Regions from separate parts of the Homo sapiens genome. Here regions 2 and 3 are each linked to region 1. The links are chromatin loops, found by intact Hi-C in ENCODE. Cell type or tissue: PC-3. All regions are shown on one strand.

Region 1 (8,000 bases):
CACTCAATAACTCTACCTGTGAAATGAGGAAAGTGGTTAGGTCAAAGAATTTTTGAAATCATTTACATGTGTTAAAATCTTCACCTAAATATTATTGATAAATTTAAAATAGATCCTTCAAATACATTTTTTTAAAGCTGAGTTTTGACTGATCTTTATAGATAATTTTTTAAGTAGTGTAGGAATGTTAAGCAGTATATTCAAAAGCCTGCATGTAATTATAATAACTGCTAAGCATAATTAATCTTATTCATTCCATGCCCAGCTATTTACCTAAATCTTTACTGTAACTTTTAGCTAGGTGGGATCTCTCTGTGACTCTGTGACTCTATTTGAAAGAAAACAGAATCCCAACAAGGCTTCCAGAAGACTTCTTTTAGAGCTCTGCTGTGAGGATTAATGAAGCAAAGTCTCCTGCTATGAACTTCAATTCCAAGAGAATCAATGGCCCCAGGAAGGGTTGGAAGGAATTCCAGCAGAAGTCAGAATAATACATTCTCTTCCCATCTTTTTCACTAACCATTGAATCAAGAGTAATGAGTTTCGGCTTGCTCGTCGTCATTAGTTCCAGCTGTAAAATGGAGGTAAACATACAGTCAAGAACTCTTTCCCCCATAAGCCTGAGCAGGGCAGCTCCTACTGCCATCTATTCCGTAATTCCCAAATTGCTGGCATTTGTTTTCTATTGCCGAATCCAAATTACCACAATCTCAGTAGCTTAAAACAAAACATTTATTATCTCACAGTTTCCTTAGGTCAAGGCATGGCTTAACTGGGTCCCCTGCTCAGGGTTTTACAAAGCTGCTGGGCTGCATTTTCATCTGGAAGCTCAAATGAGTAAAAATCTGCACCCAAATTCATTGAAGTTGTTGATAGAAATTGCTTCCTTGTAGCTATAATACGTAGGGCCCTGGCTTTTTGCTGGCTATTGATTGGAGGTCACCTCCAGGTCCCGGAAGCTTCCCATTATTCCTAAAGGCTCCCTGCAGTGTTGGCTTCTCCAACATGACTGCTTACTTCATCAGGCCCACAAGGAGTCTCCAGTTCCAGAACTCATATAATCTATAGCAGTCACAGAAATGACATCCATCACCTTTGCTATGTAAATACCTAAGCATGAAAGTGCCATCTCATTGTCTCATGTTATTGCCTAGAAGCAACTAATAGTTCCTGCCCAAAGCCAAAGGGAGAGTATTACACACAGCTGTGAACACTAGGAAGTGGATTGATTGTGTGTCACCTGAGGGTCAGCCTGCCAAGCTGCCCTTAACACCAAAATCAACCATCAGGCCCTATGGCTGAAACACTCCACTCTTACCAAGAAATTTCTCCCTCAGCATCCTCCAATTCCTCTTCAATCACCATTGCTTTCAAAGTCATTCTGACTGCCTATAGCCAAGCCACACTCCCTACAGACCCTGTCCATTCATTCTGCAAAGCTTATTGATCTCTTGATATGAGCCAGGCCCTATGCTAGTATAGAATACAGAATAATGTCATCCCCCAACCACCATCACTAGAAAAACATAATGTCTAGTTCCTGATTTCCAGAATCTGTGAATATTATCAAATAAATCGCAAAGGGGAATTTAGGTTGCAGATGAAATTAAGATTGCAAATCAGCTGGTCTGGAGATAGAGAGATTATCCTGATTTATTCAGGTAGGTTCAATACAATCACAAGCGTTCTTATGAATGAAAGAAGGGAGCAGAAGAGACAGTGTCAGAATGAAACGATGTGAGAAGGATTCAGTTGGTCATTGCTGGCTTTGAAGATGGAATGATACAACAAGCCAAGGAATGTGGGCAAGCTCTAAAAGCCGGGAAAAGACAAGAATTTGAATTCTTCCCTAGAGCTTCCAAAGTGGAGTTCAGCCCTGCCAATACCCTGATATAAGCCCAGTTATCACTATTTATAATTTCTGACCTCCAGAAGTATTAAGCCATTAATGGCCTGATGGTTGATTTTGGTGTTGGGGGCAGCTTGGCAGACCGATCCTAAGGTGACACCCAGTGAATCCACTTCCATGTGTTCAAGAGTGTGGAAATTTGTCACAGTACTCGTAAAAAATGAATACTCCTAGGATCTAGGGACACGAAGATAAGAGAGACAAGGACATGGTACTTGCCTCGGAAGCTAATAGGCTAATGGGGTAGAAGACAGACAGATAACTTCAGGGAAGGGGATAGGGCTGCTGTTCACCATGAACCAGGATCAACTTTTCAGCATTACATATACCCAGCTCCTTCTGAGGTCATTGACTGACCTGCTTATGGCTGTGGAGTAAGAGCTCTCCCTTCTTCTATAAAACAAAGATGACATGTTCTGCCTTATATATTAATGAAAAAAACAAGGCTTGGCACACCCAGTTCAACACTCAACTACAGAGCATTTTACTAAGTGCCAGGAGCATGAGATACAAAGATGAATAAAGCTGATCCTTGCCTTCAGAGGTTTTAAATCCTTAGGGAAAACACACATGCATTCATAAATTTTATTTAGTGGTAAGTCCTATAAAAGAACTATGTACATAGGCCTTTGGGAATACAGAGAAGAAGTAATTAATTATGCTGAGAAAGATGAACGAGAGTAATATAATGTTCCAGAAATAAAGTGACTTGTGAAATGGATCTTGAGGAGTCAATAGGAGAATGCCAAGTACAGAAAGAAAGTCAAGTAGAGAGAGCAGCATAAGAAATGCCTGAAAAAAATAAGAGAATAGATCACATTTGAGAAATCTAAAGTGGCTCAGAGTAATTACAGCCTGGGATACAAGTGAAGGAAAGGAAAGATAGGATATCAAAGTAAGACCCCCCAAGGTTAGGAGGAGTCAGTGGAGAACAGGTCTACTGGCTATGCCCACAACCATGGACTCTTTCACACAGAACTCAGTTTCACATAAGGGATCTTGCCAGGAATGGTATAATAAGCCTAAGTGTGTTTTAAAGGGTTACTCTAATCACAGTATGGAGAATGGACTGGAGTGGGGGAGGTGACAAAGGAAGCAGAGATACCTGATAGAGGCCTCTGCCATGGACCAGGAGAAAAATTATAAGGACTTGACCTAACACAGTGGACATCGAAACAGAGAGGGAAAAAAGGATTTTTGAGAGCTATGTCTGAGGCTTGAGCAAATGAATTTAATACAGGAGGTAAAAGAAAGGACTTAGAAGAATTTTCTCCAGGTTTCTGCTGAGGCAGCCCAGTGTGGAGTGGTGGTATAAATCCATGCTGCTCAAACACGAGGATGGTTGGCGGGGCTGGTTAAAACACACGCTGGCCCACCCCAGAGTCTCAGGTGGGGCACTACTGTAAACTGGGCTAGGCAGGGCAAGTAAAGAAACAGGTTTTAAGAAATTAAAATGAAACTAAATTATTGGTAAGGAAAGAATGAGCAATCTAAATTCCTTAAGGGAAGAAGCTCTGTGAATTTAAGCTGTGTTATCTTTCAAAGAAAACCTCTGTCAAAAACTAATCAGGGATGCATTAATTGGTTTTGTATTATCTGAGAAAATTGTCAGAGAATGATAAAAATCTACTTCAAATCTAGCACATCCCAATGTCAACTCTAAGAAGCTTTTATCAATGTAGATACCAATATTTACATGCACCATTATTTTAGCTGCTAAAACAAATTTTGTAATAAATTATTCATCAATTACCAAAGTAACCATCTTATTTCATATAAGAAAGGGGAGGAGAAAAAAAGTAAGGCAGCAAAAAGAGGTCCTTGTGGGAATTACCTAAAATTTATGTTTAAAAATCTGCACCCAAATTCATTGAAGTTGTTGATAGAAATTTTTTCCTTGTAGGTATAATACTTAGGGCCCTGGCTTTTTGCTGGCTATTGATTGGAGGTCACCTTAATCTGAAATTAAGAAGACACTGGAGAGTGCATATTTATACCTAATTGGTTACTAATTTGTATTAATAATCATAATATTTGTTTATATTTCTTTCCCACTAATATTGGTTTAAATTTCCACAAGTGTGTGCTGATCCATATGTTTATATTTATCTGTGCATGTGCATGGCACTTGATTTTGTTTGTTTGCTTGCTTTACTGTATAAGCAATAGACCAAAAAGTTAAAGCTTGAGGTCATAATTTTACAAGAGCATGATGAGAACTGAAGAAAAGTTTGATAATCCAGAAGCTTGGGCTAATTTGTCACAAGTGTGGTTATGAGGATATAGACCTTTCTCCCGAGGGCATCAAATTCAAGGAAGCATTTTAGAAAATTCACAAGTATTGAGAGATGTAACGGAATATGAAAGCCTGGAAGTTGTATATGTCACTATATAAATTGTGTGAGATCACAGTAGGTATGAAGCAACTCCTCTACTGCTAAAGATTACCTCAAAAAGAGAAATGTAAATACATAGCTACCAACTTCCTCTCAGTGTATATTGAGCTATATTTTTCTAATCCCAGAAACAAGTTTAAATAAAAATTTTTATTCACTTTTACCTGGACTGATACCACAACATCATAGTCATCAGGACTGAAGAATAAGTTTTGTAGTGATGGAGGAAGATGTTTCAGTGTAAAACTAATCAAAATGAAATCAAATTTATGCCCTAGCACGTTGCTACTCACAGTGAAGTCCAGCAGCATTAGAATCACTTGAGAACTTGTTAGCAATGCAGGATCTCAGGCCCAGTCACAGGGCTGCTGAGTCAGAATTTGCCTTTTAACAGAATGCCCAGGTGATTCATATGCACATTAAACTTTAGGAAGCATTATCTCAACACCTGAGCACCAAGTCAACAGAGTTTACCAACTACAGTGTGACAAATGGGTTACAGTTGGGCAGAATTAACAATTTCCACAGCCCTCAGCAGAGCTAGGCAGAGCCCAGATCCTTTAAAGCCATTGGGCCAGCCTCCTGTAGCCATGTCCTGGCTTATCCATTTACCCTCATATGCTGTGCAAACACAGGCTTGAATTTTATATGTGTACTATGTACACAAAGGAGAATGTTATGTACTTTTCATGTACTAAATACATTAAAAATGTTAAGCCAGCACTATCCTAACCAACTAAACTTAAACAAGTGTTAGAATGTGAATTTAATTTTGTGCAGTACTTGATGTCATGATACATGTCATAAAAGCATCAAGTGGTACGATACCAACATTAACAATACATATCAAAATTCTAGAATTCGCATAGCTGCTGCTTTGTTTGAAGACTTACTATTTGTTATCCTAGGAGTCAGGATGAAAACTCAACCAATGCTTTTCCAAAAGTAGCTTTCGGAATTGGTTTGAGGCATCTCTTTTTATCTGATGGGAAGTGAAAGCCACTGTACTGAATTAGAAGATGATAGCACACTCCAAGAATGAGAAGAAGCTAGGCTTAGAAGCAAGTCCCTTACATTTTCTTTTCAAAAGAAATCCACATCTTACTTCTTATCCAGAAAGATTTTATTTTAACATTCTTGTTGGAAAGGGAGCATCACTATAAATAAAAGCATGTCAAATTCATAACTCAGATTCTTTGTAATGCAGGGCAACTTCAGAACAAAACATTCTATGTGCTCTGCCATCTTCATCTCAACAAAACTCATATCCTCTAGACCTATCTAATACAGTCTAATACAGTAGTCACTACCCATGTATGGCTATTTAAATTTAAATATAAATTAGCTGAAATTTAAATTTCAATATTCATTGAAATTAAGCAAAATAAAAAATTCAGCTCCTAATTTGCATTTACTACATTTGAATTGCCCAAAAGGCATATATGAGTAATGGCTTCTATAACAGATGTATAGATATAAAACATTTCCATTATCACAGAAAGTTCTATTAAATGGCATTACTTTAGACTTTACATATACATTATGTTCCTTTGCCAAGTTCCTGCAGAAAAAGAGACAAAGGGCCTCTTTTTGTCATATTACTGCCCTTTAACACAACTGACTTAAGTCCAGTAATAAAATAGTGAGCCAACCACACATTTACTCTCAAGCTCCTTCCTTCCTCGCTGCGCCAGGATCAGGAACTAGTAAGACTTCCCTGACCACTACAGGAAGATCACAGACCCAGGGCATATTCCAGAAGAAATGTGGTTAGAGTGCTTTTAACCAGGCTCCACATTCTTCCTTTATAGTAGAGTGTTGAAGCATGCCCACTCCGTTCCTACACCACCCAAAATGCTCTACCCAAATGGCCACCATTTAAAAGAATTAAATTATGTCTATTAGTTCATTCTTTCAATTCTCACTAATATTTGCATTCATGAGGTAATCCATTCTACAAATACATATTGAATGACAACTATATCCTAGGCACTGTGCTACACACAGAAGATATAGCAATGGCCAAGACAGACGTGGTCATTTTTCTTCATGGCACTAAAAGTTTAGCAAGAAACAATGAACAAGTGATTACCGATGTGATAAGTACAACATCGGGGAAGTAGCACATAATAAAACAGAGGCCTTAACCTAGTTTTCTGAGTTAGGGAAAGCTTTCTGAGCAAGTGATATTTGAGGTGAGTTTTGAAAGACAAGATCCTACTTAGAGGAGGGGAATAAAAAGGAGAGAAATGACATCCCAAACAGTGGTAACATTATGGTCCAAGGCATCGAGGTTGCAAATAACAAAACAAAAATGGAAAGAGAATCAGTGTGACTGCCTCATAGAGGTTCAGTAGAGAGTGGTAGTGATCAAGGTAAGATCAAAAGTGTCACCATCTGATTTACATTTTTAAGGGTCACTGACTACAGAAGATACATAGGAATGGAGCAAGAATGAAATCAAAGATATTATTTAGACGTTCTGTGCAAAACCATGGGCTGGGGAAGAAGGCAGAGTAAAAGCAGTAACGGTAGCAAAAAAAAACTTAGAGAATGAACAAGCCCTAAGATTTAAAGGATATTAGGAGTGAAGAAGAGAGAGGAGTTTAAAAAATGACTCCCAGATTTCTAGTTTTAGGGATTGGCTGGATGATAAACTGGCAAACACTGGAAACACTGTGGGTTGCAGGGGACCAAGCATTAGAGTGAAGTGTGAGGTCTGTGAAATTAAAGACTTCTGTGAAACATGTTAAAATGAAGATATTGAGTAGGTAGCAGATAGAGCTATAGGTCATAATCATGGGTGTAGATTGAAATCACAGGGGTCAATATGATCACCTAAGGAGAGAATATGAATTCAGAAGAAGAGCCCCTGCAATAGAGACTCACACCTTGCCACATAAAGGGCTACAGCCTGTGTTCTGAGAAGGACAGCCCTGGCTTCACAAGATTTAAAAGCTAATAAATATTCCATTCAGAATCACCCAGGATTCAATCTCAGCAATCACACATTTGCAGTTGGCAAGATTGTTTCTCCAAGGTTTTCTGCAAGATTTGAAATATTTAAACGCTTTCAGATCTTCATCCCTGTCTCTTTGATTTAGAGCAGAGAGGTAGTGCTCATGGTGGACTTTGGCAGTTCTGGTCCAGAAGAGACGTCCTCCCTCCATTCCTTGAGATGCACAGCCATCTGGTGGCCATCACTTAGCGGAAGAAATCTTACCTTCTCTTTGGGTTGGTTTGAAATCCACACACCTTTTGGATGATCTCCTATGCCTACGAAGCTATTTTTAGCTTATTTTATAGCATCATTGACCTTGAAGTGTAATTGAGCCGGAAGATCAAGTGAAAGTAAAAACAATCACTTTCTCCCTCCTTTCTTCAAATATTGTTTTATGCAAACATCAGAATCTGTGGGCTTTGTTAATGGCAACAAAAAATATAGACTGCAAAAGTCCTCATAAATTGCTATAACACCATAGACATTCCTACCATTGATATTAATATCACATTTTAATTGATTTATGGAATTCAATTAACTCTAGTTTGGGGGGTTTTTTCCAACATTAAGCCAAATTCTGGGCAACAAAATGTATTTAATTGCTGATAAAATAAACCAAGATGGTTGCTTTACTTCATGGTTTCAGTGTCAGCTGCAAGCTTTCAAGCATAGCCCCGATATTAACAGACAATAC
Region 2 (8,000 bases), 97 kb before region 1:
AACCACCTTATTATAAAGAAATATCCTTCCCCACATGACTTATGCAAGACTCATAGATGCCCCTTCTTGTCTACGTATGACAAGATCAGACGCAGAAGCTCCAAATTCCTCTTCCTGTTCTTGGCCTTATGAATGATTAGTTGACTGTTTTGTCCCCATTGGTTAACTTCTCTCCTTCTTCCAGGCCCCTGGCCATTGATCCAGCCTCAGTCTGGGCCAGCATAGAGCCCTTCCCAAAAGCATATTGACCTTGGTGTAAAACATTCACTTGTCTTGTGGCTTTTCACAGCCACTCACTCATCCTATTTCCTCACATCTAGTTCTTGTTATTCCTTGTTTATTCCTCCCTCTAAAAGACAAGGCTTATCTGACCAACCTTTCAGATGCTTGCCGATCTCATGGCCCAAGCATTCTCCCTATTGCAATAGTGTCCCTTCCACTGTTGCAAAGGTCTCTTTCCCCCTCTTGCAATAAAGTATCTCCTTACTTAAGTCTAGATTTGTTTTTATTTGATATTGATTAAAAGTTCAAAAAGTAAACACAAACATTAGAGAGAGGGTAAGGAAAAAAATCTAAAAGAAGGCAAAGAAAGACGACAGAATTCTTCAGAGGACTTGGAATCAATTGGCACCCAGGTTGATGAGTAGGGGAGGGAGGGAAGGTTGTGAAGTCATTGAGATTTCAGCTGATGTCAGAAAAAAGCAAGTGTCCAAATAGAACAAAAACCTTCTTGAACTCCTTGATACAAAGTAGGACCAGAGATAATGACTCACCCCAGGATGGGAATGAGGACGGCCAGGCAGTGGTCAAAGGAGGAGCAAGGCCAGGCCCTACTGGAGAGACCTCCAGTCTACAGATGAGTGAGGACAGGTGGCAGCTGGAAGACTTTGTGCTGAATATTAAAGCAACACCACTGAAAAAGCCAAAATCCAAACTGTCAGCCCTGTTGATCATAATAACTGTCAATCCCCTCCTTTGAGGCAGGCATCACAACCGCAACCTTAATGAGAGCCTCAACGTGTGTGGAATCTGAAGGTGTACAGGAGTCATAAGGAAGAACACCTTTTAGGCTGCAATCCTTCTGATCTTACTACTCAGTAAAAGTGGTGAAGCCTTAGGCATAAAAAACTAAGCTTTCCCTAGTGCTCATTAAACATTGTTAGGGCAGCTCTGCAGGGGAGTTTCTGATCCTTTGCCCTGAAGCACTAACTCAAGAAAGAAGGGGAAGCAGGGGCCTATCTTTTAATTACTTGCATTTGCAACTATCAAAGCAAATTCATGATTGTCATCCTTAGCAGAACCTTGCAGTAGAATCTTTATTTTCAGATCTGGAGAATTAGCCTAAAGCAGGATTCTCAGCCAGTAAGTAGGGAGGGATGCTATCTTGGTATTATGCAGAAGTAGAGTGCTTGATTTTCATAATATAGCTAACAATTTACAATAAAATGCAGCTATTTCATGCCCCTATGTCCTTTCTGTCATTTTATGTCCTTAAAGTGTATTACAAATGATAAATGTTAAAAAAAATCTGTTCATTACCGGTTATTTACTTTTAAAAATTTAGAAACAACCAATTCGGGATTGGTTTAAAAATTTATAGTATATCCATAAACTACAGAAGATACTTACATATTGACATGGAAGGATAGCTGCAATATGTTGTTGAGAATAAAAAAGCAAGTTACAGTATATCACACATACACACAGAGAGATATATTCCAAAAGAAGAGATACAAAACCATTAATTCTAGCTCCCTCTAGGAAGCCAAATTATGGGATAGTGAGGGGTAAGAGTCTGGGTTTTCAATTTTTTTGTGTCATGCACTTCAGTATTTTTTTACAGTAACTTTGGCTACTTTTATAATTCAAAACCATCAATTTCGATGAAAAAAAATAAATGTCAATCAACAGACAAATGTTTTCTGAAAATATGCCCAGTTTGTTTCCAACATGGCTATCCTTTCACAGAACATATGAAATATGACACAGCTTTACAATCCACAAAACAGCTATCCCACCAAAACAAGAAGACATTTAAAATCTCGAAAAACCAGCAAAGCCAGAATCAAAATGTACCCTTTGAACTACGCTTCAGCCTAGGAAAATAAAAGCTGCTAGCGGTCCTGATTAGCAAGAAAACTACATCAGAATTTTCTGCCACATTTAAAAACACGTTGCTTTTATTTTCTTCCATCTAATTTTGTTGTTTATTACTACTCTGCTCACACGCATGCTTTACTATCCCCTCAGACTTCACTTACAAAACACGACTTCAAAAATAAAATTATGAAGAATTCCAAGAGGATGACAGCACAGTTTTCAACCAAAAGTCAGGCCCTCCTGAAAGTGGGGCCCTGAGAAAATGTTCTTGTCACACGCCTATAGAGCCATTCCTAGGTTTCCTCTTAGAAACACAAGAAGTTGCCACACTACCATGTAGCAGGGTCTGTGAACAATTGGGGCATTCCTATGCTAGATGTATGTGAAACACGTGAGGGATACAGGCTGAGATGTTCTGCTGTATAAAGAGTAGTCTGAACACTGTAACCACGGGGATTTTGAAGTTTATTGAATACCTATTTACTTTATTGTTTGGTAATGCATTTTAGCTTATTTTTCAATTAACTGTTTCATTCATGAGAAACTAAAAAGTCATAAATGCATGTTTGTTTTAAAAAATAAGAATTCAAATCCTGTTTCTCAAGAAAATTGGTGATGGACATGTAATTTGCAATGTGTTCTCAAGTTCATCATCTACATATGGACCTATAGTGATTTCATTGACTCGTCTTTGAAAAACAAAAAGTATCAGAATCTGCTGAAGAAGCATCAGCATCCACTTCAAAAGTTAATAGCTGTTTTCAGGAAAATGTGATCAAAGACAATAGTTTAACGTGTACAACTCTATGAAGCATAACTTTTTATTATGATCAAAAGACTTCTTCTAAATTAATTTCACTTACTTTTGCAAACTTATGAAAGGTGAAATGACAGCTGTTAGTGGGGTGGCTTCATTAACTGTAAAATTTTGTAAATAGTTGAATGATATCAGTTATGTACTAGAGTTATCATATGCTACAAGCAGAAAAACAATTCTAATAATGGTTTAACAATTTTGATATAAGGCAAGCAAGCTGAGTCTTGGCTTTGTCCAGGAAAGAACTGAAAAAGCAAGTCAGGGATAGAAGAAAATAGCTTTATTAAAGCATCAGTGTTACAGCTCCAGTGGTGTTACAGCTCTGCGACTGCTCCCAAAGGGCTACCCCATAGGCAGAGGGTAGCAGCTCAGGGCAGTTTTGCTATCATATTTATACCTACTTTTAATTACATGTACATTAAGAGGTCATTTATGAAGAAATTTCTATGGAAGGAGTAGTGACTTTTGGATCATTAGGTCATTGCCATGGAAAGGGGCAGTATCTTCTGGGTATTGCCATGGCAATGGTAAACTGACATGGCACACTGATGGGTGTGTCTTATGGAACTCTGCTTCTACCTCACCCCTATTTTACCTAGTCCTCAATTTGATCTGGTGTCCAAGCGCCGCCTCCAGAGTCAAGTACTGCCTCCTACCTCAATTTCATCCAAATCATGAAATCAAAATAAAGCTCTGAAAAGTTCTTTCTGTCAAAAAAAAGAATGTTTAGCCTTATTTTTAAAACAAAATTTAGTGAACTATAATTTTAATATAATAAAATTCACCAATTTTAAGTATACTGATAATTTTTACAAATGTGGACACTTAGATGATTACTAGCACAAAAAAAAGATCTAGAACATTTCCATCATTCCAAAACATTTACTACCAACCCTTGCTAAGTCAAATCCCTGTCCCCAGGCAACCACTGATCTACTATCACTGCAAATTAATTCTACCTGTTCTAGAATTTAATATAAATGGAACTATGCAGTATATATACTCTTTTGCATTTGGGTTCTTCATACCCAGCATGACATTCATTTATGTTGTTGCATGTATCATTACTTTGTTCTTTTTGTTGCTGAGTGCTATTCAATTGTATCCATATACCATGATTTATTTAACAATTTACCTGTTGACAATTGGATGTTTTTCATTTTAGGGCTATAATAATTCAAGCTGTCATATTCTTGTGCAGATCTTTTTGTGCAGACATATGTTTTCTTTCCTCTTGATTAAATATGTAAGAGTAGGTTTGCTTGATCATATGTTAAGTGTATGTTTCATTTTAAAAGAATCTGCCAAAATATTTTCCAAAATAGTTGCACATTTTAATGCTTCCTCAAGGAATGAATGAGACTTCCAATTGCTCCACATCTTTGCCAATCCAAAGAAATTCTCTCATCGTGCCAGGAAGTATATAGTTGTAGCTTATTGTGGTTTTAGTTTGCATTACCCAATGACTAATGATGCGCAGCATCTTTTTATATGTTTATTGGCCATTCTTTTTGGTTTTGGTTTTGTGATTTTTAGAGTCAAGGTCTCACTCTGTCGTCTATACTAGAGCAGTTTATGTTGTCACTGTTCTTTCCTTTTTAAATTCTTTCCAAGACCTTTGCATTTACATTTAAATTGCAGCATACTATCTATTTCTACAAAAAAATCTGCTGTGACTTTAATATAGTATAATTCTTCATTATTTATATCTTTAATTTCTCTCATAAATGTCTTAGAGTGGTTTTCATGGACTTATGTATATTTTGTTAAATTTTTCCTAAGTATTTTATGTAACTTGATGTTACTGTAAATGATATTTTAAAAATTTTTTTATTTTCCAATTGTTTGTTGCTAATATACATAAATACAATGGGGTTTGCATGCTGACCTTTATATGCAGATCTTTTAAGCAAAATATACTTACCAAAATGGTCAAAAATAGAATGAATGAATAGATGTTATAAGGAGGGAAATTCAGCTCTAATATTTACAGTTTTCTTAAAGCAGTTGCTAGCTAACAATATGATAGGCTACCTGGTGGAGTAGTGAGCTCTCTATCACTAGAAAAGCCCAAGAGAATTAAGGGGCCAATCAGAAGAGGAAAAAAAGCCAGAGGGACTAATCATATCTGCTACCAAGAAAAGTTTGACATTGTATGAAGAAATCATATTTTCTTAAGAAAATATACACTAAAGCTAAATTTTAGTGGTGTTCAATTCCCTATAATTGTTTTGCCAAGTATTATGTCATGTATGAAATAAAAGCAATTCTGTCTTATATATTTACACACATACAAATATACAGGTGTATTCTAATGAAGTTGCTTCCACTTGCAGGATCAAACTGATTTGTATGTTTGTGTGTGTGTGTGCACATGCATGCACAATATATGTAATAAGTTATGGATGTATACTTAGTTTTTTTCTCATCCCTTTATCCATGGTACACAATACACATTACTTCTGAAAGAAAGATAATACTGTGAGCAAAAGTATCTACTTTGATATAAAATCATCATCTCATTTTCAAAGGACTACAGATAAGACAACTGTTTTCCTCATAAAGATAGAAACTTCTGAAAAACAGGTTTTAAAATAAAAATACGAGTATACCTTAAAGCACTGCCTTTAAAAGGCCAATAATCAATGAAAGAAATTAACTCAAAGGAAAGCTCCATTGTTCCTGATCTCAAACAGCCAAAATGGAAACCAATTTTTAAAAAAGAGGTGCTAGCTGTTGAGAAGACGGGTTTTAAGTACCACTGATATACGCTACACTCTGAAAGAAATATGAATAGCATCTGGCCTCCCCTCTCCTGAACTTTGCTGACTGCACTATATAGAAAGATGCATCTGTTCCTCTCATAGAACAGATAGTAGAGTCTTTAAAAGGATACTCAAAGAATCCACAGGGATCCTGAGGCAGGACTGTTAAGCACAAACCTTGATGCATGTGGCTGTTTGCTTGACGCTGTGTGTACCGCACACACTGCTAATGTGCATCGATACCATCACCAAAGCATGGAAATTAAACCTTCATTTAGTGCCAACAGCAACAACATTTCAAAGCCAAATATTACTAAAGACAAATGGACACTTTGGCCTGAAATACTGAGCTTTTGCAAAAGCATTTCTTCCCTAAATTAAGGCTTGCTTATCTGTTTACTTCTAAGAAAAAGAGAAAAAGAAATAAGTCTACTCTGAAATATTCTTTAAAGTGGAATGAATGCATGCAACAAAATGAGAGGTCCACAAGGAGAGTTTTGTGGGAAACAGAGGTTTATTCAATTTTAGAAATGAATTTTCTATAGCTGTACTATCCAACATGGTAGCCACTAGCCACATATGGCTGTTTAAATTTATATGAAATTTAGTTTAATTTAAAATTAAGTTCAAATTAAACACTCAGTTCTCCAGTCACATGAACCATATTTTAGTGCTCCATAGCAAATGATGCATACCAGGTGGTGCTCCATAGTGGCACACGATGACCATATCAGACAGCACAAATGTAGAACATTTCTGTAGCAGCAGAAACTCTGTTGGACATGGCCGTTTTGAAGAAAAGAAAACAATATGTTACCCAGACTTGAGCTATGGACGCAATACAAGCAGAAAAGTTGAGAACATTATCAAATAGATTTTTATAAAGTCCTACTAGTTAAGGAAAGGAGAAATATTTGGCCTTGCCTCTCTAAATCTACTTTTAATAATTATTAAGATAACTTGATCCTTAAAAAATCATTGAATAATAAGCAGTCAATGAGGAACACAAAATAAAGTGCACTGCACAAATAGCAATTGTCCAAAGAAGCTACCATCAAAAATGAAACACTGAGTAGCTGCAGGTACACAGAAGAGTAAAGGTTAGAAATTAGCAGGGATTTCTAGAATTCACGGAGGCTGGAATCTTAGATGGTTTTCCTTCATCTTGAAATAATTTGTATATTCATTCTGTAAATCTTTTGAAGGCATATCCTAATTTTCAGATTTCTGTAACAGAAAATAATATGTATGAATGAAGCTGTTTATTGAAATAGCTACATTCAAATAAAATAAGAAACAAATTATTTTTCTCACTACTGACTGGGGAAACTTGATCTTCTCCAGCCCTAGATGATACCCCTGATAAAAACATACAGCTTTTCTAGCAACTTTTAGGCAACAAAGAGTCCTGTCTAATATAACAAAATTACTTGCAGCTATTTGAGCCAAACTTCTCCCTTCCTCCAACTAAGAGCACTTAAGGGAACAGTTGAGTTGGAATCTTCATCTTTATTTATCCACCTTGCTCCTCGATTTCAATTTCCTCACTCATTGTACTGAATCTGGTCTGGTTAATGTTGGAACAGGAGAAGGCAAAGGAAAGAAGGGTCAGAAAGTTCTTATTTGACAGACTGGATATCTTAGATTTCAAAGGTGTCTTTATTTTTTGTGGAGTAGTTTGTATCTTCTTGAGAGGCACTTACAATGCCCCTGACCTACCTGCCACTCTTAGCTCTGTCAAAACAGACAGGTTCAGCCAGCCAATGTCACTATTTTCACTTCATAAAGAAGCACATCAGTCTGGTGCCAAAAGCAAGGGGTTTGGCATCAGAACAAGAATAAAAATCCTTTCTCTTCTACTTTTTACCCATTGAGATTGTGCAATCATTTTACCTGTTTACACCTCAGTCTTCTCTAGGAATATTTAGGGATTATTGTGAAATATAGGATTAGTATAGGCAAGATAAATAAAACAGAGTCTGTGTGTAGGATTTCTTTTCCTTTCACCTATCCTCTCCCTTTTTAATTATTAGTATCTGTAGTTAGATGATCATGTTGACAAAGCACTCTGCCTCATTTACACTATTTGCCTAAACTTATAAGAGAATTGCCAAATATAAAATTAGTTGATTTTAAAAGAAGAATACTTAAGAAAATTCTGAAATATTATCAGAATTTTTGATTACCAAATAATTGAAAAGAATACTGGTGGATATTTTAATTAATATTTTTTACCCACTACCCTTATTTACAAGAGACTTAAACATGCTGTAAAAAGATTTTAAGAAACTTTTTAACAGTTCTTTGAAAAAAAAATA
Region 3 (8,000 bases), 240 kb before region 1:
TTTTTTCTGTGTGTACTCATATTATATATATAGTTGTTTAAGAAACAAAAGGGGTTTAATTGACTCACAGTTCCACAAGGCTGGGGATGCCTCAAGAAACTTACAATCATGGAGGAAGGTGAAGGAGAAGCAAACACTTTCTTCACAAGGTGGCAGGAGAGAGAGAGAGAGAGAAAGGGGAACTGCCAAACACTTTAAAAACCAGCAGCTCTCATGAGAACTCACTCACCATCATGACAACAGCATAGGGAAACTGTCCCCATGATCCAATCACCACCAGGTCCCTCCCTCAATACCTGGGGATTACAATTCCAGATGAAATTCGGGTGGGGATACAAAGCCAAGCCATAACATACTGCCACTGGCCCCTCCCAAATCTCATGTCCTTCTCACATTTCAAAACCAATCATGCCTTCCCAACAGTCCTCCAAAGTCTTAACTTATTCTAGTATTAACCCAAACATCCAAGTCCAAAGTCTCATCTGAGACAAGGTAAGATCCTTTCACCTATGAACCTGTAAAATCAAAAGCAAGTTAGTTACTTCCAAGACACAATGGGAGAACAGGCTTTGGATAAGTGTTCCCCTTCCAAATGGGAGAAATTGGCCAAAACAGAGGGACCACGGGACCAATGCAAGTCCAAAACCCAGCAGGGCAGTCATTAAATCTTAAAGCTCCAAAATAATCTCCTTTTACTTCATGTCTGACATCCAGGTCACACCAATGCAAGAGGTGGGCTCCCAAGGCCTTGGACATCTCTTCCCCTGTATCTCTGCAGGGTACAGCCCCCAAAACTGCTTTCACAGGCTGGCATTGAGTGTCTGTGGCTACCATTCTGAGATCTGGAGGATGGTGATGCTCCCATTCTGAGGTGCACGGTGCTACCATTCTGAGGTGCACAGTGCTACCATTATGAGGTCTGGAGGATGGTGGCCCTCCTCTCACAGCTCCACTATGGCAGCAGTCTTCTGCTTGGACATCCAGGTGTTTCCATACATTCTCTGAAATCTAGGTAGAGGTCCCCAAAACTCAACTCTTGTCTTCTGCACTCCCAAAGGCCCGACACCACATGGAAGCCACAAAGGCTTGAGGCTTTCACCCTCTGAGGCAAGGTCCGAAGATATGCCTTGTCCCATTTTAGCCACGACTGGCGCTGGAGCACCTGGGATGCAGGGCACCAAATCCCAAAACTGCACAGAGAAGCTGGGCCCTGGTCAGTGCCCAGAAGCCATTTTTCCCTCTTAGGCCTCCAGGCCTGTGATGGGAGGGGCTGCCTCGAAGTTCTCTGATATGCCCTGGAGACAGTTTCCCCATTGTCTTGGTTATTAACATTCAACTCCTGATTATTTATGCAAATTTATGCAGTCAGTTTGAATTTCTTTCCGAAAAATTGTTTTTTTTTCTACCACAGTCAGGCTGCAAATTTTCCAAACCTTTATGATCTACCTCCCTTTCAAACATAAGTTCCAATTTCAAACCACATCTTTGTGAACACATATAACTGGACACTTTCAGAATAAGCCAGGCTAGGGTAATTTATTTAAAAAAGAGGTTTAATTGACTCACAGCACTGCATGGCTGGGGAGGCCTCAGGAAACTTACAATCATGCCGGAAGGTGAAGGAGAATCAAACACCTTCTTCACGAGGAGGCTGGAGAGAGAGAGAGAGAGAGAGAGAAGGGGCAACTGCCAAATACTTTCGAAGCCATCAGCTCTCATGAGAACTCACTCACTATCATGACAACAGCCTGGGGAAACTGTCCCCATGATCCAATCACCTCCCACCAGGTCCCTCCCTCAATACCTGGGGATTACAATTCAAGATGAGATTTATGTGAGGACAGAGAACAAACCCATATCAAGTTGTTTATCCTGCTTTTTTCTTTTCATACTATAGCATAAACATTTTCTTATTTGCTAAAAGTTTTTATAACTGATTTTTCAATGTCTACATATTACTATATCACAGAAAAAATCCTGATCTATCTACGAATTCTGTATTTGGGAACATGTGTTATCTAATACTTTGTTATTAAAAACCATACAGCGATAAACATCCTTGTACCTGAATCAATGTGCATAACATTTTACAGCCATGAGTAAATGATGACACTATGTGAGTAACATAGGTGTAAAACAGAGCCTCTGTTGATAGCTGGGCACAAGGACACTCACAATAAAGACTGCATTTCCCAAACATCCTTGCCAGTAAGGTGACTATATCACTAAGTGCAATATGAAAATGTCCTGTGGCAGCTTCCAGGAACCTTCCTTGAACTATTAATGGTATATACCCTTTGACTCTGTGGATCTTTCTACATTTTGAACCATAACACAAGGGCTACAGGCCGGAGATGGTAGAGCAATGAGCCTAAAGGAACATTTGTCACTGAGGGCTTCATGGGGCAGAAATGCATGTCTGCCTGAGACATTTACATGGAACTTCTATTTTATTTAAGTTATTGCTACTTTGCATCTCTTTTACTTGCAATGGACTATAATTCTAACCAATACAAAAATGCGTACTTTAAAATGACATGAAACTAACAATCAAGTAATCTAACACAAATTAATGTTATCTATAATAATTAAAATTTTACTAAACAGCTAAGTCAAGTTGTTATTAGTTTACTCAGCTGTCTATTAATGGTACAATATCTATAAAACTCTATTAATGCTAACGAATTTCCCTGTAATCAATGTTCAGCTCTTCAACTTTTATCTCTCACTCACACACACTAACCCACACCTATTAATATACAAGGAACTTTGATCAACTCTGTAAACTAGAGTTCTTTATTCCCTCCATTTCTCTCACGTCCCAAGTGGTGAATGAGAACTTAGTCAAGGGAAACAATTAAAACATTAAAAGAACGATGACTCCAAAATGTTAACTAACTAATTAATAAAACTTGGAAGGCATATTACACCTCCAATATATTCAAATAAAATATGACTCAAATTTTTCTAAGTAAATTAGGAAAATATCATCTACTTTGTGAGGTTATTACAATACGTACTAGATATAAAAAGTATCTACCTATGGTAAGTATTCCCTTCTTCTTAGTTTTCCCCTATTACATATAGATTAAAATATCACTTATATAATAGGAAAAGCTAGATGATTCAATTATAATTCATAATTTTTCTTAAAAAATCTAATTTGCAAAAAAATTATGAGATCAAATTAAACTGTATGTAGTTTTTGCCTTTTGTCTTTGCCTTAGAATAAAAAGATTTAATGTAAATTTTAAAATTCAGATTTCTTTTAAGAGTGGAACATAATTTTTTAAAAGCTGTTGAAATATATAATTCTCTAGTAGATAAGTACTTAGATTTCAATTACACTAAGGAGATTTTATTGCCCTGAGGCTTCTGAAAAATGTGATATTGTTACTAATCCCCTAAGATAAGGCTTTTAAGAGAAATTCGGTGTAATTTATTTACAGTTCCTTTATCTCTCAAGGAGGTCAGGAAATTCGGAACTTTAATGTAACCATAACTGTTCTTTGACAATCTGTGGGAAAGGCAATGTCAGTTTTAACAACTTGTAAAATTTATCTTACAAACTGAAAAAAATGGGTGATTTGTAAGTGACTACCTCTAGATAAACGTATATAAAGACAACCAGCCTTTTAGTATTTGCCCATGTCCTATCAACCTGAAGAGATTAAAATGAGGGAACAAGAGTCACCATTATGTAGGCATCAAATAAAACATTACACACTGAGTCAAGCACTCACCAGCATCACTACTGGGCACCTAATGGCCCAGTCTGTTACTTCCCAACTTTGTTGCTTCATCTGTTCCCTCAGCAAATGTGGGCTGAGAAGTCCGACCCTGGCCATATGTGCTTGCCCTCTATTCCAACATTGCTTTCCCCATTAGAAGAGACAGATGGCTAATCTTAGTACCTTAAGTGACCCAAGTGCATGGACTGTTTCCCTATGGAACTCCTCATCCCTGTCAACATCACTTGGCTTGGGATGGGTGCTAAGGGACAACATTTGCAGCATGTAACTCATCCTCATTGGCTCATGGTATATTAATACCCACCTCTGAAAGCAAATTTTAAAACATAAGGTAAGTTTGATGAAAAACATAATAACAATCAACATATATGTATTTGCCAAATGCATCCACAAATATCATCACATTTATGACTCATGTAAGAGCTGGCAAAAATCAATGTCCTCTGATCGCTGTCATTCACCTACTTCTGCCAGGCAGAGTTTGACTTTCAGAACTAGCCCTGGGCTAATAACACTTCCAGAAGTTCCCCATGACACAAAATACTTTCCTGAGTGACTAATACTATTTAGTAGCACTCCAAAAAGCCCTTTGGAGAAACCTTCATGTAAGAGATAAAAATAATAAAATGTGATTAAATAAAAAATTCGGGCTGGGTGCAGTGGCTCAGGCCTGTAATCCCAGCACTTTGGGAGGCCGAGATGGGTGGATTGCCTGAGTCAGGAGTTCGGGACCAGCCTAACCAACGTGGTGAAACCCCATCTCTACTAAAAATAAAAAGTTAGCTGGGCATGGTGGCACATGCCTGTAATCCTACCTATTCAGGAGGCTGAGGCATGAGAATCACTTGAACCCGGGAGGTGTAGGTTGCAGTGAGCTGAGATCATGCCACTGCATTCCAGCCTGGGTGACAGAGCAAGAATCTGTTAAAAAAAAAAAAAATTCCAAGGATGTTGCTGAGAAAAATAAAGCGTACTTTGAATGAAAGCGTTTGGCTCCAGGGCCTCGTTGTGACTTTTGGGTGCCCTGAACTGATCTGAGGGGATCCACAGCCAAAGGGTTATAATACAAACCTGACACTCTGTCAATAGTGGTAAATAAAATATAAAAACAAAAATCACTAACATTTGTATTCAACAGCAATATGTCATTAGAAAGTTTAGTTTCTAGAAAAGATTTCATTTACCATAGCTGCCAAAACCTATGATACCTGCACATAACTTTAACAAAAGTTGTATATTATGAACTTTTATAGAGAAAGTACTAGACTCAATTGAAGGTATTACAGGAAGACTTGAATAAATGGATCAATAAAACAAGATTGATGATGGAAAAATCCCTCGGTATCAAAAATGTGGCAATTTTTCCCCATTAATCTACAACTTCAATGAAATCCAACCAAAGTATTTAACATAATTTTTCTCATGATATCAGCTTTGAATAAAAGTAAGATGCAAAAAGATCCAAGGCAATTTTGAAGGCCAAAGAGGAGAGAGGAAGAGAAAAGGACTTTCTTATAAGATAGACAAAGTAATAATTATTGGAGCATAATTCAAGCCAGAAGTTATTAAGGCAGGAATGTAAAGATGTCATGAAACTGATCTGTCTCCAAATAAAGAGATTTCAGTAACATGCTGTTGACTTCAAAAATCAGCATGCAAAAGAAAACATATAGTGTGATAAGGAAGTATAAAATATGATAACATTAAAACTCTGTTGTTTGAAAAATATCCACATGTAGTAATTATTTTTTAAATGGATGGAAAGAAAGCATGCAACTTACTGACAGTGATTCCTCTGGTCACATAGTTAAAAGAATTAGAGTAGAGAGGAGGACAAAATGGACTTCAACTTACATGCAAATTTTTTTATAGATCTGAAACAATTAAAAAAATGCATATTTGTCAATCCAAGATGGTAAAACTTCTGTGGTTGTTACATTGCTGTCTGCAGTTTTCTATAAGTTTGAAAGTTTCAGGAATCAAAAAAAGAAGAAAATTATGGAAATTAGGGAAGACAAGTTTGAGGAGAATTCCTATGGGTCTGTGGAAATACCATCCTTGGGGAGTAGGCCACATGGATTTGGAAACCACTGCGATGGTAACCAGGCAAAGTTCTTTACACATCCAGCTGTGAATCCAAGGCCAAATGTGTGCACACTTCTTCAGCCTGGCATATCTTTGTAAAAATTACCATAGCTCCTACTGGTTTAATCACAATATTCATGGTAACTTTCAAAAGAGTTTCTGATCAAGTCTTAGAGGCACGAATCATCCATGTTGATGATTAATTTGTGAAATAAGAGAAACTCTCAATATATATCCATTGACAAGGTAGAAAGAATTACAGTTTTTCTTAATTTTTAAATTTTTAAAATTTTTAAATAGACACAGGGTCTCACTATGCTGCCCAGGCTGATCTTGAACTCCTGGGCTCAAGCATTCTGCCCACCTTGGCCTCCCAAAGTGCTGGGATTACAGGCATGAGCCACCATACCCAGCCTGCATTAAAGTTTTTAGTGAGCATTAGTGAATTGCCTTTGTTCCACATTGTATTTATAGAGTGAGATGAGATACCGAAGAAGCACCCATGTCTTATCTTTACAGGATTCAAAAGAAATCATTGGGTTCCATTTTCTTTACAATGAGAACCCTACATCATTTTCTGCCATCTCATTTTATCAGCCACAAAATATACATTAGCAAAACGATAGCTTTTAAATAAATGAGTTCTAATTTCCAAGTTGTAAATAATTGCTAAACACAACCATATTTCCTCTAGAGTAATTTTTCAGTTTAGCCAATTGTTCACTACTATAAAAATAAATAAATAAGTTAGAGAACTACATATAGGAGAAGAAATAGCTTCAGGACCCATATAACTTTGAGTCAGGGTTGCATGAAATTGTCAAACCACAGCTCTCCCAAGATCTTCTAGTGTTAGTTGATTAGTCAAACCAGCAGGATTATTCAGTAATGGATTTTGCTCTGGGCAATGCTAACACAGCTATGCTCCTGATGAAAACTAACCTAGAAATCGGGGCCGCATTGCCTTTGACTAAAGCTCCATGTAATGATTAGCACTGCTCGTTTTTACACTGAAAATGAAAGAGAAAATTGAAGTAATTACGTTGGCAGTTTAAGTAAAAAAGGAAATATCCAGATACTTGAGGCAAAGGGGAATTGGAGATTTAAACTAAGCAGATAACAATCTGAGTTCTCAATTTCACTTTGCCAAGAATATAAAGCATTTTATAAATGAAGATTACTGAGCAGAGATTTCTAAAGATTATGTCTAGTCCACATGAGCAGAAGTCCCCAAACGAATCCTCTTCTGGCTATCTCAGCAAAACACGGCATTCTTTTTCTCTGGGGAACACTGACTGACACCAACTCCAGCTCACTCTGATATTTGTTTTCTTTACTATCCAAGTATTTTTTAAATTTTTTTTCTAAATTATGACTTTAGATTATTTTATTTTAAATGTTTCCCCACTTGTAAATAATTGAAGAACCTCATTCCCAAAGGCAGTTGTTCTATAATCAGCTTTCTCTTTTTCTTATAAATATTAAATCAAAATAAATGTGAGCTGGCCCTCCAGCCTGTTGCAATTCTTCAAACTATTCTTCATACTATGTTCAAGACCCGTGTTCACAAAAAAGGGTCTCCCATGAACTTCTGCTCTATTCTAACTTCTGGAAGTTACTGTCTGTGAGGCTTCATAAAGTGGCCTTACATTTTCCACAGCTGACAATGTCCCTCATGAACCATCATGTCTTGTGACGCCCCCAAAGCTAATTGTCAATACTTAGGGTTCAGGGTAGTGCCCAGTTTTGTGAGATTGGATTATCTCTGGGTCAGGAAAAGGATTTTGCCTCAACACTGTGTCACTTTCCTACCAACCCTCCCCCAAGACAAAGGAGGACAGCCAGATCCTGCTGGCACTTAAGAGAGACTGTGAAATTCCGGGCAGAAGCCAAGTTCCTTGTCTTTCCAGTTTTTTTCTGTCCCTACCAAAGTTTTTAAAATTGTAAGTTCCATTTTAGTTAGAGCTCAAGCTCAAAGAAAAATGTACTTCCTTACCTTTAGCTGATATCAAGAATGTGTCTCCCAACACAGGGCTCAGTATTGAGAGGGCAGACTTCATCTACTTACAGAGATCACTGACCCCTGTTGCATTAGGCAGCTTATTTTAGACTAAATCTTTCTCAATACAGATGCTCCTCAATTTCCAATGGTGTTATGTCTCA

What was found. Peaks named below come from ENCODE experiments on the same cell type or tissue, not always from the same donor. Only the 100,000 strongest peaks of a DNase experiment are listed, where the experiment ranks them.
Region 2: a loop joins it to region 1, with 6 times the contacts of the local background. A loop is called at or near these places in 1 of 110 quality-filtered maps.
Region 3: a loop joins it to region 1, with 5 times the contacts of the local background. A loop is called at or near these places in 1 of 110 quality-filtered maps.

The regions. Positions count from the first base shown.
Region 1 is chr3:102,235,368-102,243,367 of GRCh38, reverse strand. No RefSeq gene overlaps it. Among named protein-coding and RNA genes, the nearest start is that of ZPLD1, 200 kb to the left of the region's middle. In PC-3, a CTCF peak has its summit at 7,493 (motif pointing left); DNase peaks (open chromatin) are centred at 4,717 and 5,987; H3K4me3 peaks cover 973 bases; H3K27ac peaks cover 3,456 bases.
Region 2 is chr3:102,332,682-102,340,681 of GRCh38, reverse strand. No RefSeq gene overlaps it. Among named protein-coding and RNA genes, the nearest start is that of ZPLD1, 98 kb to the left of the region's middle. RefSeq lists an enhancer at 957-1,465. In PC-3, no CTCF peak of the experiment used is centred here; a DNase peak (open chromatin) is centred at 4,331; H3K27ac peaks cover 1,302 bases.
Region 3 is chr3:102,480,026-102,488,025 of GRCh38, reverse strand. No RefSeq gene overlaps it. Among named protein-coding and RNA genes, the nearest start is that of ZPLD1, 49 kb to the right of the region's middle. In PC-3, no CTCF peak of the experiment used is centred here; DNase peaks (open chromatin) are centred at 2,145 and 4,245; H3K27ac peaks cover 2,353 bases.